2 separate regions of the Homo sapiens genome follow, and region 2 is linked to region 1. The links are chromatin contacts, found by Hi-C or POLR2A ChIA-PET in ENCODE. All regions are on one chromosome and are shown on one strand. The core of a region is the stretch at or near the end of the contact, and the rest is flanking DNA. Distances in the headings are between cores, read along the strand shown. Region 1 has its middle 63 kb from the start of LMNB1-DT. Region 2 overlaps MARCHF3 (membrane associated ring-CH-type finger 3).

Region 1 (7,965 bases), core at 3,445-5,944:
AGCCAAGATCACGCCACTGCACTCCAGCCTGGGCAACAGAGCTGTCTCAAAAACAAAACAAAACAAACAAAACCCAACAAACTAAAATTATTTACCATGAAAAGGAAATAAGCTGGGCACAGTGGCCCACGCCTGTAATCCCAGAACTTTGGGAGGCTGAGGCAGGCAGATCACGAGGTCAGGAGATCAAGACGATCCTGGCCAATATGGTGAAACCCCATCTCTACTAAAAGTACAAAAATTGGCCAGGTGCAGTGGCTCATGCCTGTAATCCCAGCACTTTGGGAGGATGAGGTGGGCGGATCACCTGAGGTGAGGAGTTCAAGACCAGTCTGACCAACATGGAGAAACCCCTTCTCTGCTCAAAATACAAAATTAGCCGGGCGTGTTGGCACATGCCTGTAATCCCAGCTACTCGGGAAGCTGAGGCAGGAGAATCGCTTGAACCCGGGAAGCGGAGGTTGTGGTGAGCCGAGATCGTGCCATTGCACTCCAGTCTGGGCAACAAGAGCGAAACTCTGTCTCAAAAATAAATAAATAAATAAGTAAATACATACATACATACATACAAATACAAATACAAATACAAAAATCAGCTGGACATGGTGGCGCGTGCCTGTAGTCCCAGCTACTCGACAGGTGAGGCAGGAGAATCGCTTGAACCCAGAAGGCAGAGGTTGCAGTGAGCAGAGATCGCACCATTGCACTCCAGCCTGCCGACAGAGTGAGACTCCGTCTCGAAAAAAAGAAAAAAGAAAGGGAGATAAAAACCAAACCAAAACCAAAACGAAAAACTAAAATTATTTATAAGGGTAGTTCCTTTAGGTTCTATACTTCAGTACGATGAAGGAATACCCATAAAAATGAAAGTAACACATTTATAATTAAGTATGTTACAAAATATCTGCAATACTTGGGGAAAATGTTAGTTAAGTGTGGTTAATGTTTATCTCTATCTGTTTTAATTCCTATTAGTGGAATGAAGTTGTTCGAGTGTCACCAATGGGCCCATGCTAGCAAATGTAATAATGGCTCCTTTCCTGTTTTCTTGGCAGTATTTAACTAGTTGGCTATACATTCTTTTTTTTTTCCTATAACCTCATATTAGAAGTGATCACTCTCATTTTGTTTCTTTTTTCCAAAAATTATATACACACACAGTGTAGAGTCAAAAAATTCCATAGTTTGTTATAAAGAAAAATCCCAGCTGCTCCTCACCATCCCAACCAGTCACCCCGCCTACATCCCACTTCAATTTCCCATTTCCCAGATCAATGCTTTTAACTACTTTTGCTCATTCTTTTGATACTTACCATGTCTCTAAATAATATGCTTATAATACCACTTCTTGAATTTCCCCTTTTGGGTGTTATCTAGTGATTTCACAGTATGGGAGATGAAGAATTAATATGGGCTCTTACACACACACACACACACACAGACACACACACACTGGCCTTGGTATACAAGTCTATTTTTCATTCCCTTTGTCTCAAAATAAAGTTACCTGTAAAAGTAATTACAAAAATATTCAGCAGCCAGCCGCAGTGGCTCACGCCTGTAATCCCAGCACTTTGGGAAGCCAAGGTAGGTGGACTGCTTGAGGTCACAAGTTTGAGACCAGCCTGGCCAACGTGGTAAAACCCCATATCTACCAAAAATGCAAAAATTAGCTGGGCTTGGTGGCGTGTGCCTGTAATCCCAATTACTTGGGAGGCTGAGGCAAGAGAATTGCTTGGACCTGGGAGGCAGAGGTTGCAGTGAGCCAAGATCGTGCCATTGCACTTCAGCCTGGGTTATAGAGCAAGACTCTGTCTCAAAGAAAAAGAAAAAAATTCGGCATTTCAATGTTATGACTATGTAAACATTATCCACTGCTAGGCCAAGTGGTATCCTGTGAATATTCTCCCTCTTCTGTGGAACATTCCTCCCTGCCCCACCTTCACTCCCATACCCCATACTTAACTTTTTCCTCCATTTGCATAATTTTCTCTGAATAGTACTTTTTACCAGCTTAATCCTAAACTTTCTCCTAGTTTTGAAATTCTTGTTTCAGTAAGATCAAATACATTAGGCACTCAGTCAGTTCCTTCTCTGTAAAGAAATCTTTCCTGCAGCTTCCCAATGGGTTCTAGTCAGGATAGGTGACCCTCAGCTGTTCTGAGCAGCTCTTGCCCTGAGAATCTTCCAATATCATCTTTCTGGAGAATCCTTTTGCCTCCCTATTGTGTTGGATCCTTGTTTCCCAGATCCTATACCTTCCTCAGTCTTTATTTAGTCTTTTTTTTTTTTTTCTTTTTGAGACAGAGTCTCGCTCTGTCACCCAGGCTGGAGTGCAATGGTGCGATCTCAGCTCACTGCAACCTCCACCTTCTGGGTTCAAGTGATTCTCCTGCCTCAGCCTCCCGAGTAGCTGAGACTACAGATGTGTACCACCATGCCCGGATAATTTTTGTATTTTTAGTAGAGATGGGGTTTCACCATGTTGGCCAGGCTGGTCTCAAACTCCTGACCTCAAGTGATCTGCCCATCTCATCCTCCCAAAGTGCTGGGATTACAGGCATGAGCCACCAGGCCCAGCCTCTTTTAATTTAGTAAAGCCACATCCTCCCATAGACTCCTGAGACTGAGTGGGTCAGTAGTTCCTTCTTTTTACTGCTGTATGTTGCTCCATTGTGTAACTATATCACATTTTGGTTTTCTTTTATTGTTGATGGGCTTTTGGATTGTTTCCAGTTTGAGGCTATTACAAATAGTGCTACATGGCCAGGCGCGGTGGCTCATGCCTGTAATCCCAGCACTTTGGGAGGCTGAGGTGGGTGGATCACCTGAGGTCAGGAGATCGAGACCATCCTGGCAAACATGGTGAAACCCCATCTCTACTAAAATACAAAAAATTAGCCGGGTGTGGTGGCATGCGCCTGTAGTCGCAGCTACTTGGGAGGCTGAGACAGGGGAATCGCTTGAACCCGGGAGGCGGAGGTTGCAGTGAGCCGAGATCGTCCCAATGCACTCCAGCTTGGTGACAGAGCAAGACTCCGTCTCAAGAAAAAAAAAAGGTAGTGCTACCATGAAAATTTTAGCACGTCTTTTGGCATCTAATTATATAATAATTTTTTTTTTTTTGAGACAGAGTTTCACTCTTGTTGCCCAGGCTGCAGTGCAATGGCGCGATCTCGGCTCACCGCAACCTCTACCTCCTGGGTTCAAGCAATTCTCCTGCCTCAGCCTCCTGAGTAGCTGGGATTACAGGCACCTGCCACCACGTCCGGCTAATTTTGTCTTTTTAGTAGAGACAGGGTTTCTCTATGTTGGTCAGGCTGGTCTTGAACTCCTGACCTCAGGTGATCCACCCACCTCGGCCTCCCAAAGTGCTGGGATTACAGGCGTGAGCCACCATGCCCAGCCTATAATAATTTTTTGTTGGTGTATACTTAGGTGTGAAATTTCTGGTATAAGATATATATATATATATATATATATATATATATATATATTCAGATTTAGTAGATATTGCCAGGAAGTTTTCCTAAGTTGTTGGACTAAGTTATAGTCCCACCAGGAATGTATGAGAATCCAAATTCCTCTACAGCTTCACCAGCACTTCATATTTTCTGCCTTGCTTCCATGTTTGAAGGTTGTAGAAGTTTATGTTTTTTTATTTTTAAAAAGCATATCTCTTCTTTTTCATTTTTAACATTTTTATTGAGATATAATTTACACATCGTAAAGGTACCCATGTATTTATTTATTTATTTATTTGAGACAGGGTCTGGGTCTGTGCCCAGGCTAGAGTGAAGTGGCGCTATCTCAGCTCACCGCAACCTCTGGCTCCTCCCACATCAGCCTCCCAAGTAGTTGGGACTACAGGCGTGCGCCACCACCCCAGCTAATTTTTGCTTTTTTTTTTTTTTTTGGTAGAGATGGTGTTTGGCCATGTTGCCCAGGTTGGTCTTGAATTCCTAGGTTTAAGTGATCCACCCACCTCAGCCTCCCAAAGTGCTGAGATTATAGGTGTGAGCCACCATGCCCGGTCCAAAGGTAACCGTTTAAAATATATAATACAAATTCAATTTAGTATAATCACAGAGCTGTGCCATCATCACCACAACGTGATTTTAGAACATTTTTGTCACTCCAAAAGACCATACCCATTAGCAGTCACTCTATTTCCCTTCCCTCACAGCTCCTGATAACCACTATTCTGCTCTCTCCATCTATGATTTGGACTATTCTGAGTGTCTCATATAATTGGCCTCACACAATATTTGCCCTTTTCTGTCTGGCTAATTTCAGTTAGCATGTTTTCAAGGTTAATTCATGTTGTAGCATGTATTGGTACTTCATTCTTTTTCATCAGTGAATGATATTTTATTGTATGGATATATCACATTTTGTTTATCGGTTGATGGACATTTGGGTTATTTTTACTTTTTTGCTATTATTAATAGTGCTTCTATGAACATTCATGTACAAGTTTTTGTGTGTACATATGTCTTCCACATATTTCTCTTGGATAGATGCTTGGGAGTAGAGTTGCTGGGTCATATAGGAAGTCTATGTTTAGCATTTTGAGGAACTGAAAAACCGTTTTCTAAAGTGGTTGCATCATTGTACAGTCCCACTAGCAATGTCTGAGGATTTCAATTTCTCCACATCTTCAACAATATCTGTTATTATCTATCTTTTTTGTTACAGCTATTCCAGGATGTATTAGTCAGCTTGAGCTGCCATAACAAAATATCATAGATTGGCTGGGCATGGTGACTCACACCAGTAAACCCAGCACTTTGGGAGATCGAGGTGGATGGATCACCTGAGGTCAGGAGTTCGAGACCAGCCTGGCCAAACTGGTGAAACCCTGTCTCTACTAAAAATACAAAAAATATTAGCCAGGTGTGGTGGCGCACACCTGTAATACCAGCCACTTGGGAAACTGAGGCAGGAGAATTGCTTGAACCCAGGAGACGAGATGGAGGTTGCAGTGAGCCAGATCCCACCACTGAACTCCAGCCTGGGCGACACTGCAAGACTCTATCTTAAAAAAAACAAAAAAACAAAAAAACAAAAACACAAAAACAAAAACACACCATAAACTGGGTGGCTTAAACAGGAATTTCTCACGTTCTGGAGGTTAGGACGTCCAAGATCAAGGTATCAGTTTGACTCCAGGTGAGGGCTGTCTTCTTGCAGGACCCTATCCTTATGACCTAATTAACCCTAATTACTTTCATAAAGGCTCTATCTCCAAATACTATCTCATTGGGGGTTAGGGTTTCAACATATGAATTTTGTGGGGCCACAATATGTAGACCATAACATAGAAAGTATAAAGTGGCATCTCATGTTTTTGATTTGTATTCCCCTAGGAGTAATGATGTTGTGTATCTTTTCACGTGTTTATGAGCCATTCATATATCTTCTTTGGAGAAATGTCTATTCAAATCCTTCGTTATTGTTACATTTAGTTTTTGTCTTTTTATTATTTGAACAGTAAGTCCTTTGTATATTCTGGATAAATTCCCTTAACAGATACATGATTTGCAAATATATATATATATATATATATATTTTTTTTTTTTTTTTTTTGAGACAAAGTCTCCCTCTGTCACCCAGGCTGGAGTGCAGTGGCGTGATCTCAGCTCACTGCAGCCTCCGCCTCCTGGGTTCACACCATTCTCCTGCCTCATCCTCCCGAGCAGTTGGGATTACAGGCGCTGGCCACCACGCCTGGCTAATTTTTTGTATTTTTAGTAGAGACGGAGTTTCACCGTGTTAGCCACGATGGTCTCGATCTCCTGACTTTGTGATCCACCCACTTCGGCCTCCCAAAGTGCTGGGATTACAGGCTGAGAAACACATATTTTCTAAAGTAATCATTTTTAATTATAAAATGTCACAAAAACACAAACTTCTGCAAATACTGGAATTACCAAAAAAGCAAAGAAAACAAATTACATTGTGAAAGAATTAAATTATGAAAACAGAAAACATAAAAGAAAATCATAGAACCAAGACCAGATATGTCTATTATATCAAACAATCAGGCCAGGTGCAGTGGCTCACACCTGTAATCCCAGCACTTTGGAAGGCCCAGGTGGACAGATCGCTTGAGCCCAGGAGTTTGAGACCAGCCTGGGCAATATAGGGAGATACTGTCTCTGCAAAAAAATGAAAAAAATTAGCTAACCATGGTGGTCTACACCTGTAGTCCCAGCTACTCAGGAGGCTGATGTGGGAGGATCTCTTGAGCCTGGGAGCCAAGATTGCCTTACTGTACTCCAGCCTGGGTGACAGAGTGAGACCTTGTCTCAAAACAAAAAACAAAAACCCTGAACAAAATTTACATAGTAGAAATAATATATGTCACATTTTCTAATTGCAATGTGATAATAGTAGACTTACAGTATCACAAAATAACAAGGTTCTTCTATCCAAATGTGTAAAGAAAACAAATACTCTCTTACATAACTCTTGGTTCAAGAGGGATATTCTATACTAGGTAGCCATAACTTGTAAATGAAAATGATGCACTAAAAATTAAAGCACACCGAAGTTCTTGAATTGTTCAGGAGGTGAACAGAATCATCAGTTTTTGACTTTGTCAAATAACATGTGAGTATCTAAAAATTTGGGGATTGCCAGTGAGAAAAATAAATAGCATGTGTAATTTCTAAACTAGTAGAAGCAAATGGAGCCCTAAAGAAAAATTTAGCAGTATGGCAGAAAGGCAGAAGTCAGAAAAATTTAGCAGAAGGCAGAAAGGAGTGGGGAGAAAAGCAAAGAAAGTAAACAGAATTTATAGAAATAAGTCCAAATATATCAAGAATAATGATACATTTGGCCAGGCATGGTAGCTCACGGCTGTAATCCTCAGTGCTTTGGGAGGCCAAGGCGGGCAGATCACTTGAGGTCATGAGTTCGAGACCAGCCTGGCCAACATGATGAAACCCTGTCTCTACAAAAACTACAAAAATTAGCCCGGCGTGGTGGTGCATGCCTGTAATCCCAGCTACTAGGGAGGCTGAGGCAGGAAAATCGCTTAAACCGAGGAGACGGAGGTTGCAGTGAGCTGATATTGCACCACTGCACTCCAGCCTGGGCAACAGAACGAGACTCCATCTCAAAAAAAAAAAAAAGTTACTAAGGTTTAAACTACATTATTAACAAGCTAGATTAAATGGACATGTATAGAACCCTGCACCAACAGTTAGAGAACTCACATTCTTTTCAGGCACATGGAACATTTTCAAAATTGACATAGTAGGCCATGAAGCAAATCTCAACAAAGTTTGAGGAATCTATTTCAAACAACCAAATAGTTTGAACAAATATAATGAAATTTGAAAATAATAATTAAGTGCCAGCCAATTACCTTATACATTTGGAATATTTAAAATACTTTTTAAAGTAAGCAGTGAGAGGTGGGAGGATCACTTGAGACTGGGAGTTTGCAACTGTCTTGGGCAATATAGCAAGACCCCATCTCTACAAAAATAAAAAATAAACAAGGAATGAAAGAATAAATAGAAATGTAAAAACAAACAAACAAATAAATAAAGAAGTTTAAGTCAGGCTGTATTTTGAACTTACCAACAATGAGAACACTACTCACTAAAATTTGTCAGATGCAGTTGAGAAAGGATTTGGAAAGAACCAATAGTCTTAAGATGCATACATTAGAAAATAGAAAATATTAACAAATAAATAAACTAAATATCCAATGCAAGTTAGAAAAAAAAAAACCAGAGTCATCCCAAGTAAAAGGCTGGAAATAAGATAGCAGTAGAAGTTAATGAAATAGAAAGCAAAGAAGCAAGGCCGGGTGCGGTGGCTCACGCCTGTAATCCCAGAACATTTGTAGGCTGAGACAGGTGCATCACTTGAGGCCAGGAGATCAAGACCAGCCTGACCAACATGGTGAAACCCCATCTCTACTAAAAATACAAAAATTATCTGGGCATG
Region 2 (7,965 bases), core at 1,563-4,062, 280 kb before region 1:
ATAATCCTTTGGGTATATACCCGGTAATGGGATGGCTGGGTCGAATGCTATTTCTAGTTCTAGATCCTTGAGAAATCGCCACACTGTCTTCCACAGTGGTTGAACTAATCTACACTCCCACTAACAGTGTAAAAGTGTTCCTATTTCTCCACATCCTCTCCAGCATCTGTTGTTTTCTGCCTTTTTAATGATCACCATTCTAATTGGTGTGAGATGGTATCTCATTGTTGTTTTGATTTGCAGTTCTCTGATGACCAGTGATGATGAGCACTTTTTCATGTGTCTGTTGGCTGCATAGATGTCTTCTTTTGAAAAGTGTCTGTTCATATCCTTTGCCCACTTTTTGATGGGGTTGTTTGTTTTTTTCTTGTAAATTTGTCTAAGTTCTTTGTAGATTCTGGATATTAGCCCTTTGTCAGATGGATAGATTGCAAAAATTTTCTCCCATTCTCTAGGTTGCCTGTTCACTCTGATGGTAGTTTCTTTTGCCATGCAGAAGGTCTTTAGTTTAATTAGATCCAGTTTGCCTATTTTGGCTTTTGTTGCCATTGCTTTTGATGTTTTAGTCATGAAGTCCTTGCCCATGCCTATATCCTGAATGGTATTGCCTAGGTTTTCTTCTAGGGCTTTTATGGTTTTAGGTCTAACATTTTAGTCTTTAATCCATCTTGAATTATTTTTTGTACAAGGCATAAGGAGGGGATCCAGTTTCAGCTTTCTACATATGGCTAGCCAGTTTTCCCAGCACGATTTATTACATAGGGAATCCTTTCCCCATTTCTTGTTTTTGTCAGGTTTGTCAAAGATCAAATGGTTGTAGATGTGTGGTGTTATTTCTGAGGCCTCTGTTCTGTTCCATTGGTCTATATCTCTGTTTTGGTACCAGTACCATGCTGTTTTGGTTACTGTAGCCTTGTAGTATAGTTTGAAGTCAGGTAGTGTGATGCCTCCAGCTTTGTTCTTTTTGCTTAGGATTGTCTTGTTAAATGGGGGCTCTTTTTTGGTTCCATATGAACTTTAAAGTAGTTTTTTCTAATTCTGTGAAGAAAGTCTTTGGTAGCTTGATGGGGATGGCATTGAATTTATAAATTAATTTTTGTATTTTTAGTAGAGATGAGGTTTTGCCATATTGGCCAGGCTGGTCTCAAACTCCTGACTTCAGGTGATCTGCCCACCTTGGCCTCCCAAAGTGCTGGGATTACAGGCGTGAGCCACTGCACCCAGCCAGATTTCATTTTCAATAAAAGCAGCTTGATATTGCTGCAAGAGACACTGAAGATCAGAGTGTAATATAATAGGAAACTGTTCATAATTATAATTGATGTGCTGTAAGTATTGTGATTAATGTATACATGTTGATACTACTCCTTTCTTCTACATGTGTTACAATTTATGGTTCATCAGATCACAGTAGTGCTGAACACTCTACAAATCTCACTCCCCAGCTGAGGGAAGGTGTTAAGATGAATCTGTGCCCCTGCCTGTGGAGCTATTATCCATTTTTCCACTTAGATTTACATTGCACCAGCACTTAGACACGAACAAGATTCATGGCATCTGGGGAGGGGGAGGGGAAACTAAATTGTTGCTTAATTTTCTTCTTTAAAAAAACTTCCTTTGCTTTCTAACAAAGTGGTTAGTGTAGAAATTTCCAAATTGTCTTACTGCTTTAGCCTCTAAACCTACATTTGAAATGGTTCTCTTTAGTCCTAATATTATTATTATTATTAGTAGTAGTAGTAGTAGTAGTAGTAGTAGTACTAGTAGTAGTAGTAGTAGTAGTATTCTAGAGACAGGGTCTCTCTCTGTCACCCAGGCTGAAGTGCAGTGGTGCGATCATAGCCGACTGCAGGCTTAAACACCTAGGCTCAAGCAATCCTCCCACCTCAGCTTCCTGAGTAGCTGGGAGTACAGGTGTGCACGAGGATACTCTGCTAATTTTTTAATTTTTGTAGAGATGGGGTCTCACTATGTTGCTCAGGCTGGTCTCAAACTCCTGGCTTCAAGTGATCCTCCCACCTCAGCCTAGTCCTATTGTAGACATTTTTTCTTCAATGAAGTGTGTTGTTGATGCCAGTGGGAGTTAACTACATTTAAAAATCTCCTCTTTCATCCATGAGAGGATATTTTTGAAGAAACATCTTTTCTTTATTCCCTTTTAAAGTTTTTGTGAAAATAGTATATATATAGGTTAAGAAATAAAATAGCACAGAAATGCTTATAATGAAAAGCCATGGTTCCCTTCCAAGGACAACATGTCTCTGTGGTAATAGATGCTCACTGATGTAATAGTAGTTTACTTGCCTGATGTAATAGTAGTAATAATAATAATAAGCTTATACTCTTGCCTTTTTGCTATTTGTTCATAATCCTTCTCCCTTCCTCAACTGATAGTTATTATTTTAACTTTTCTAGTGATAATCTTTGTACCTTAAAATAATAGTTTTAAACCTCAATTTCTTGTCCCAATTTATGTAGTTAAATCTTGACTCTCCTGTCTGTTAGATCAAGATGTTAATAATCCCTGTGAAAACAGAGCATGAGTTCTCTTTTAAACTTCTCTTATGTGGTCTGAATTGTCTGTGTCTTCAGGAGTCAGGGGCCATGTTTAATTACTTGGCTTTTCTCTTTGGTGTTTCTGTTTTGTTTTTAGATATGAGTGGTGAACTTTGGTTATCCATCTGTATTTAAGAGCAAGGGGCTGAGTTTTATTTTTCTTCACAGATGGTGTGGGTTTCCCCTGCTCTTATATATGTAGATCCGGTTTCCTGTTATTGCTGCCTATGAATAGGAAATCTGCATGGAACCTTGATGTTGGGTGGGGGGCTTGTCTCCTGGAAGTTTCACTTTCAGATCAAGACTGAGAATGGGCTGGATTTTAGTCAGGAGTTTATGTGTGTGTGGTAAGGGGATTCAAAGGATTTAAATACCTGGGGATTTGACGGGGGCGGGGTGTGCTTTACTCTAGAGTGTTTGCATATAATCTGGCCCTCCTAGTTCTTTCTAGACAGTTTTTTTTAACTTTTTATTTTGAACTAATTTTAGACGTAGAGACAAGTTACTAAAATAATACAGAGTTTCTGTATGTCCCTCATGCGGCTTCCCGTAATGTTAATGTTATCTACTATATCCAGGCAGTTTTTCAATTTCTTTATAGATCAAGAGTCCTCTGATATTTGGCCCCCAAGTAAAATCATGGGTTTCTAGTGCAGTGCATGGACCTAAGGCAGGGAGTAGGGGAGGAGAGTGAGGGGTACCCACAGTGTCCCTTAGGCAGACTTCAGTTCACTTCTCTCTTCTCCACCCGGACTTGAAATCCCAGTCTCTGTTGCAGCTTCCCAGTGGGCCTGGGGTTTTGTTGGCATGTTGCTGGACAGCTCACTCCCACCCTCTGACTTTCCTGAAGTTTTCTCCAATATATTCTAGACTCTTTCATTCTTGCTTTGTATCAGGTAGGGTTCTCCATAGTGGGGGTTGGGGGATGGGGAAGTGGCAGAGGGGTGAAAGAAAGACAGAGAAATATTTGTTTTAAGGAATTGGCTCACGCAGTCGTGGGGGCTGGGAAGTCCAAAACCCATGGGGCAGGCAGACATGCCAGAAATTCAGTTAAGAGTTGATGTTGCAGTCTTGAGTCCCAAATTCATAGCACAGGCCAGCAGACTGGAAACTCAGGCAGGAATTCTATGTTACAGTCTTTTTTATTTTCTTTCTTTTTTTCTGTGGTAAGAACAAAACTTGAGATTTACCCTCGTATCAAATGTTTAAGTACACCCTGTATTATTCTTGATAATGTCAAGACAAGAATGACAGTGGATTTCTAGGGCATATTCATCTTGTTTGACTGAAACTTTATACCCACTAATGAATAACTCCTCATTTTCTATGTTACAATCTTGAGGCAGAATTCCTTCTTCTCCAAGAAAGCTCAGTTTTTGCCCTTATGGCCTTCAGCTGATTAGATGAGGCCTACCCATATGATGGAGGGTAATCTGATTGACTTAAATTCAGATGATTGTAACTGTTCATCACATCCACAAATACCCTCACAGCAACATATAGACTAGTGTTTGACCAAACAACTGGCCACCATAGCCTAGCCAAGTTGACACATAAAACTGTCATACATTCTATTCTATTTGCCATCTTCTTCCTGGCCTCCAGAAATTTGTTGAAATTTTCTTTTCATGATGTTCATCTCCCAATTGCATCACTCTCATGTCTTTTTCCTTTTAGTATTATTCTCTTAGAGTCCAGAGAATCAAAGTTTATTTGTTAAAGAGAACCCAGTTTTTCATACAGGTGCCTCTCCCAAACACTGGCATGTCAACGAAGGTCAGCAGTCTTCTTAAGGTTAAAAAAGAGAAAAGGCATATGATTTAGCTCAAATTTATTTGCCTTACATATTACTCTAGACAGTTTCATCAGTGTTCATTTTTGGGTATCTATCTCATTGTACTTATTTAGAGTTTTTTATATATTCATGTTATTTACTCTGACCTATTTAAATGAAACTGTTTTCCTATTTATTTGGAAGTAAGTTCATCCAATGTGAAATATTTTTTAAAATCTTCATACTGTGAGTTTAATTTTAAAATAATAAACTACGATTTTTAAAGGGTTTATTCACATTACCTTGAGCAATACTTTGTCTAAATTAGATGCTCAAAAAATTGCTTACATTTTCAAAAAATTATTTAGCTTTGTATAATAAAGGCATAAGTTAATATGATACTTAGAGATTTTGAATGCTTTAATTGTGGGTATTTAACTCCCTGCCCACTTTTGATGCTACTTATAAGGTAGGGAGGTGGCAGGCATTTTTAGTTTCTTGGGTAGCACACTTGGGCCCTGTCTGAAATGTTTAATAATTTGCCTGAGGTCATTTTCCTTACGGTTTCAAGACTGCTACAAACTCCAGGTCTTTTGACTCCTACTTCTGCGCTCTTTATTTTGCATATGTTACACTATGCTGTACATATCCTTGGGGAATATTTGACAATGAACATATTTCCATAAATCCCAGTACTGTTAGATATGCTTGCAATGGATTCACATGCAGAGCATGTTCTGCTAATGATTTAAACTCTTTTGTAAGAAGGTGAGTTTCCTTGGATGATCAACCACCCCACTGTGTTCCTTGTATGTTCTATATCCAGGGACCAAATAGAGTCATGCATGAAAAATACTCTCAAGGTCAGGTTCTCTCCCTGCAAACGTGTATTTAAGAATCAAAAACAACTGTGTGTTTTCAGAACCCAAGTATCCCCACCACCTCTAAAAATTCATCCAGGTAGGCCGGGCGCAGTGGCTCACGCCTGTAATCCCAGCACTTTGGGAGGCCGATGCAGGTGGATCACGAGGTCAGGAGATCGAGACCATCCTGGCCAACATGGTGAAACCCTGTCTCTACTAAAAAATAAAAAATAAAAAAATTAGCCAGGCGTGGTGGCGGGCGCCTGTAGTCCCAGCTATTCGGGAGGTGAGGCAGGGGAATTGCTTGAACCCAAGAGGGGGAGGTTGCAGTGAGCCAAGATCGTGCCACTGCACTCCAGCCTGGGCGACAGAGTGAGACTCCGTCTCAAAAAAAAAAAAAAAATAAAAGTTCATCCAGATTAAAAAAAGTATTTTTTTATCTAGTATTTACACAAACACATCAAATTAAACCCATCATATGATTCACTAAGAGCACACAGAACTGTAACCCTGTCCCTCCCATTCTTCCCAAAATGCATCTTTTCAAAAGTCAGATTGTGGTTTAATTAAATGACCAGATGAAAAGTAATAATGCCTCTGTTTTAGAAAAAGAAAAAGAGCAGCATTTCAATGTAAATCCTGGCTCACTGTCACAAATAAATATTTTTTCCTTTTTTTGTAGGCATACCATATGCCTTAATTTAGTATGAAATGCATGTTACAAAAGCCAAGAGTAGTCCCCCCAAAGGAAATCCCCATCCTCCAGGTCCATTCACCATTGTTCTGAATTAAATTTCTCCCACCACCACCTGGGGGAGAGTAGGGAGAGTTTCCTCACCACTCACACCCACCTTTGACTTCTCAATTTTTCGTTATTCCTCTTTTTTCCAGGGCTGCCTCTGAGGCCTCCCACCCAGCCTCCCAGCTCCCACCTTTCCACTAGAGTCATGCACTCACTGACAGCTTAAGTGCCTAACTAATCTTTGCTGCAAATTATGTATTATTCAGACCAGTTTCAGGCCAGACCTCATATTATTCCACTTAGTTTTCCAGAGGTTTAAAGGATTAAATAATCCTCCAAGTATTTCCTGTTATCACTCCTCTTTCTTCAGTGCATAGGAGTATCCTCTGGACCTGGGGTTCATAATCTCCAGTCTGTGGCTTGGCTTTCAGGGACCTGTGAATCCCCAGAAGTGAAAAGCAGAATTATGTGAGCATCAGTGCATTTTCTTGGCGGGGTGACTCTATAGTTTTTCTTGTATCCTAGAAGAGACCCATGACCCAAGAATGTTTAAAGAGAGTGGCTGGCTCTCAGGGGCCCGCCCTGGAAGCCCAGCTCTCGCCACCTCCTTCTGTTTTAACTTGAGGCCTAGGTTGGATTCTGTGCTGATCCTGTTTCCTACTGGTTCCCCTATGGACCTCAACCTGTGGGACGTGACCTCCTGTACTTTTTCTCCAGTATACTACCCCCTTGGCTGGACCTAACCTGCTTGGCTTTCCTTACTCCCTTCCACATCCCCCTGTCCTGCTGTAGAAGGGGTGCCTGTCCTGCTTATTTCCTAAGTACCTTTATGCTGGTTTGGTTTATTCTAGAGTTTCTCTGAATATAGAGTATCTCCAGAAGTTTTCCTCAACCCCCTTCCTCCTCATCAGTCCACGTGGCCTGTCCTAGAACCACTGTCCTCTTAAAGGATGGCACATTGCCTTCTCAGGGAATGGCATGGCTCAAAAGACAGTAGCACCCCCATGCCCTTGGAAATCCAGGCATTGTCTTTTCCCACAACCCCCTAAAATTGCGAGATCCCACATTAGCATTGCATAATATCCCCCCACCCCAGTCCTATCCAGTTAGCTGTAGATCACAAGCAGGTTTTAATCTTTTGCTACAACCTGGCTTAATAACTTCTCTCTCTTAGTTGTATGATAGTGGCTTCTGTATTTTCCAGTTAATTTCTCAATGTTGGAGTTGGGAAAAAATAGCCAACACTAAACATGAAAAAGATGAAGGAAGCTGGAGATAAGAAAAAGATAGAGGAACACAGACTTCCCATGTTCTCCTTTGGTTGCCTCTTTGCTTTGGTATAGGCCTCTTCTGAGAGAACCCTTTGCATCCTGCGCTCCTTCTGATTTGCCTCCCGTTAAGTGTCAGGGATGAGGGAAGGGACAAGTTGGAAAGCGAGGGACCTGGCTCCTCAGCCGTCTGAGCCCCAGTGGACTGACCTCAGCATCATAAATCATAAATTGGTAGCAAGGTTGGATTTGAGGCCCCGAGTAAATTGCTGTTCTAGTCCAAAGTTAGCTCTTCATGAGGTCTGCATTCTGAGCCTGCTGACAGTTCCGAGAGCCTTTGCTGATATCCAAAAGAGAGAATTTGAGTCCTGCCATATTTAGATCCCTGCCCTAAGTCAAAGTTCTGAGCTGCTCTGTCCCTGTTTCTGATACATGATCTTGTGCTGAGGAAGTGACCAGTCTGTGGCCTCAAAGACTCAGGAAAGCCTGGTCATGGGCAGAGGGCTAGTTCCTGTCCCCTGATAGGGACGGAGGCACCAAGGCCCACCAGATCGCCTGCCCACCCCTTCCCTGCCCTCCTGGAGCCGATTTTTAAGAAGGATCATCTGTCCCTTCATTTACTGAAAAACAGGCAGCATTCTTGTGAAGCCAAAGCCAACTCCCTTCTGGGACCTGTGGGGACTGCTGGAGCAGTGTCCGGTGGCATCCAGCGATGTGATTCCTCTGCATGGTTAAGCCAGCTCTTCTCTTGCAGAGGGAAGA

Evidence for each region. Hi-C counts contacts between places; a loop is a spot of excess contacts on that map. ChIA-PET counts read pairs that join two places held with the same protein, here RNA polymerase II (POLR2A). Pooled maps may share reads with other maps.
Region 2: a pooled map shows a loop between it and region 1 (2.1-fold over the local background). The contact joins two enhancer-like sites. A Hi-C loop is called at or near these places in 1 of 50 pooled maps. POLR2A ChIA-PET finds 5 or more read pairs at or near these places in 2 of 52 experiments (HEK293 and activated T-cell).

What each region holds. Positions count from the first base shown.
Region 1 is chr5:126,709,885-126,717,849 of GRCh38, reverse strand. No RefSeq gene overlaps it. Among named protein-coding and RNA genes, the nearest start is that of LMNB1-DT, 63 kb to the left of the region's middle. Within about 2 kb of position 4,694, at least 2 of the 41 ENCODE cell types and tissues checked have a DNase peak (open chromatin) inside an H3K27ac peak, as active enhancers do.
Region 2 is chr5:126,983,103-126,991,067 of GRCh38, reverse strand. The region is part of intron 1 of MARCHF3 (membrane associated ring-CH-type finger 3); the gene reads left to right. Among named protein-coding and RNA genes, the nearest start is that of MARCHF3, 43 kb to the left of the region's middle. RefSeq lists enhancers at 2,652-2,831, 2,842-2,921. Within about 2 kb of position 2,812, at least 7 of the 41 ENCODE cell types and tissues checked have a DNase peak (open chromatin) inside an H3K27ac peak, as active enhancers do.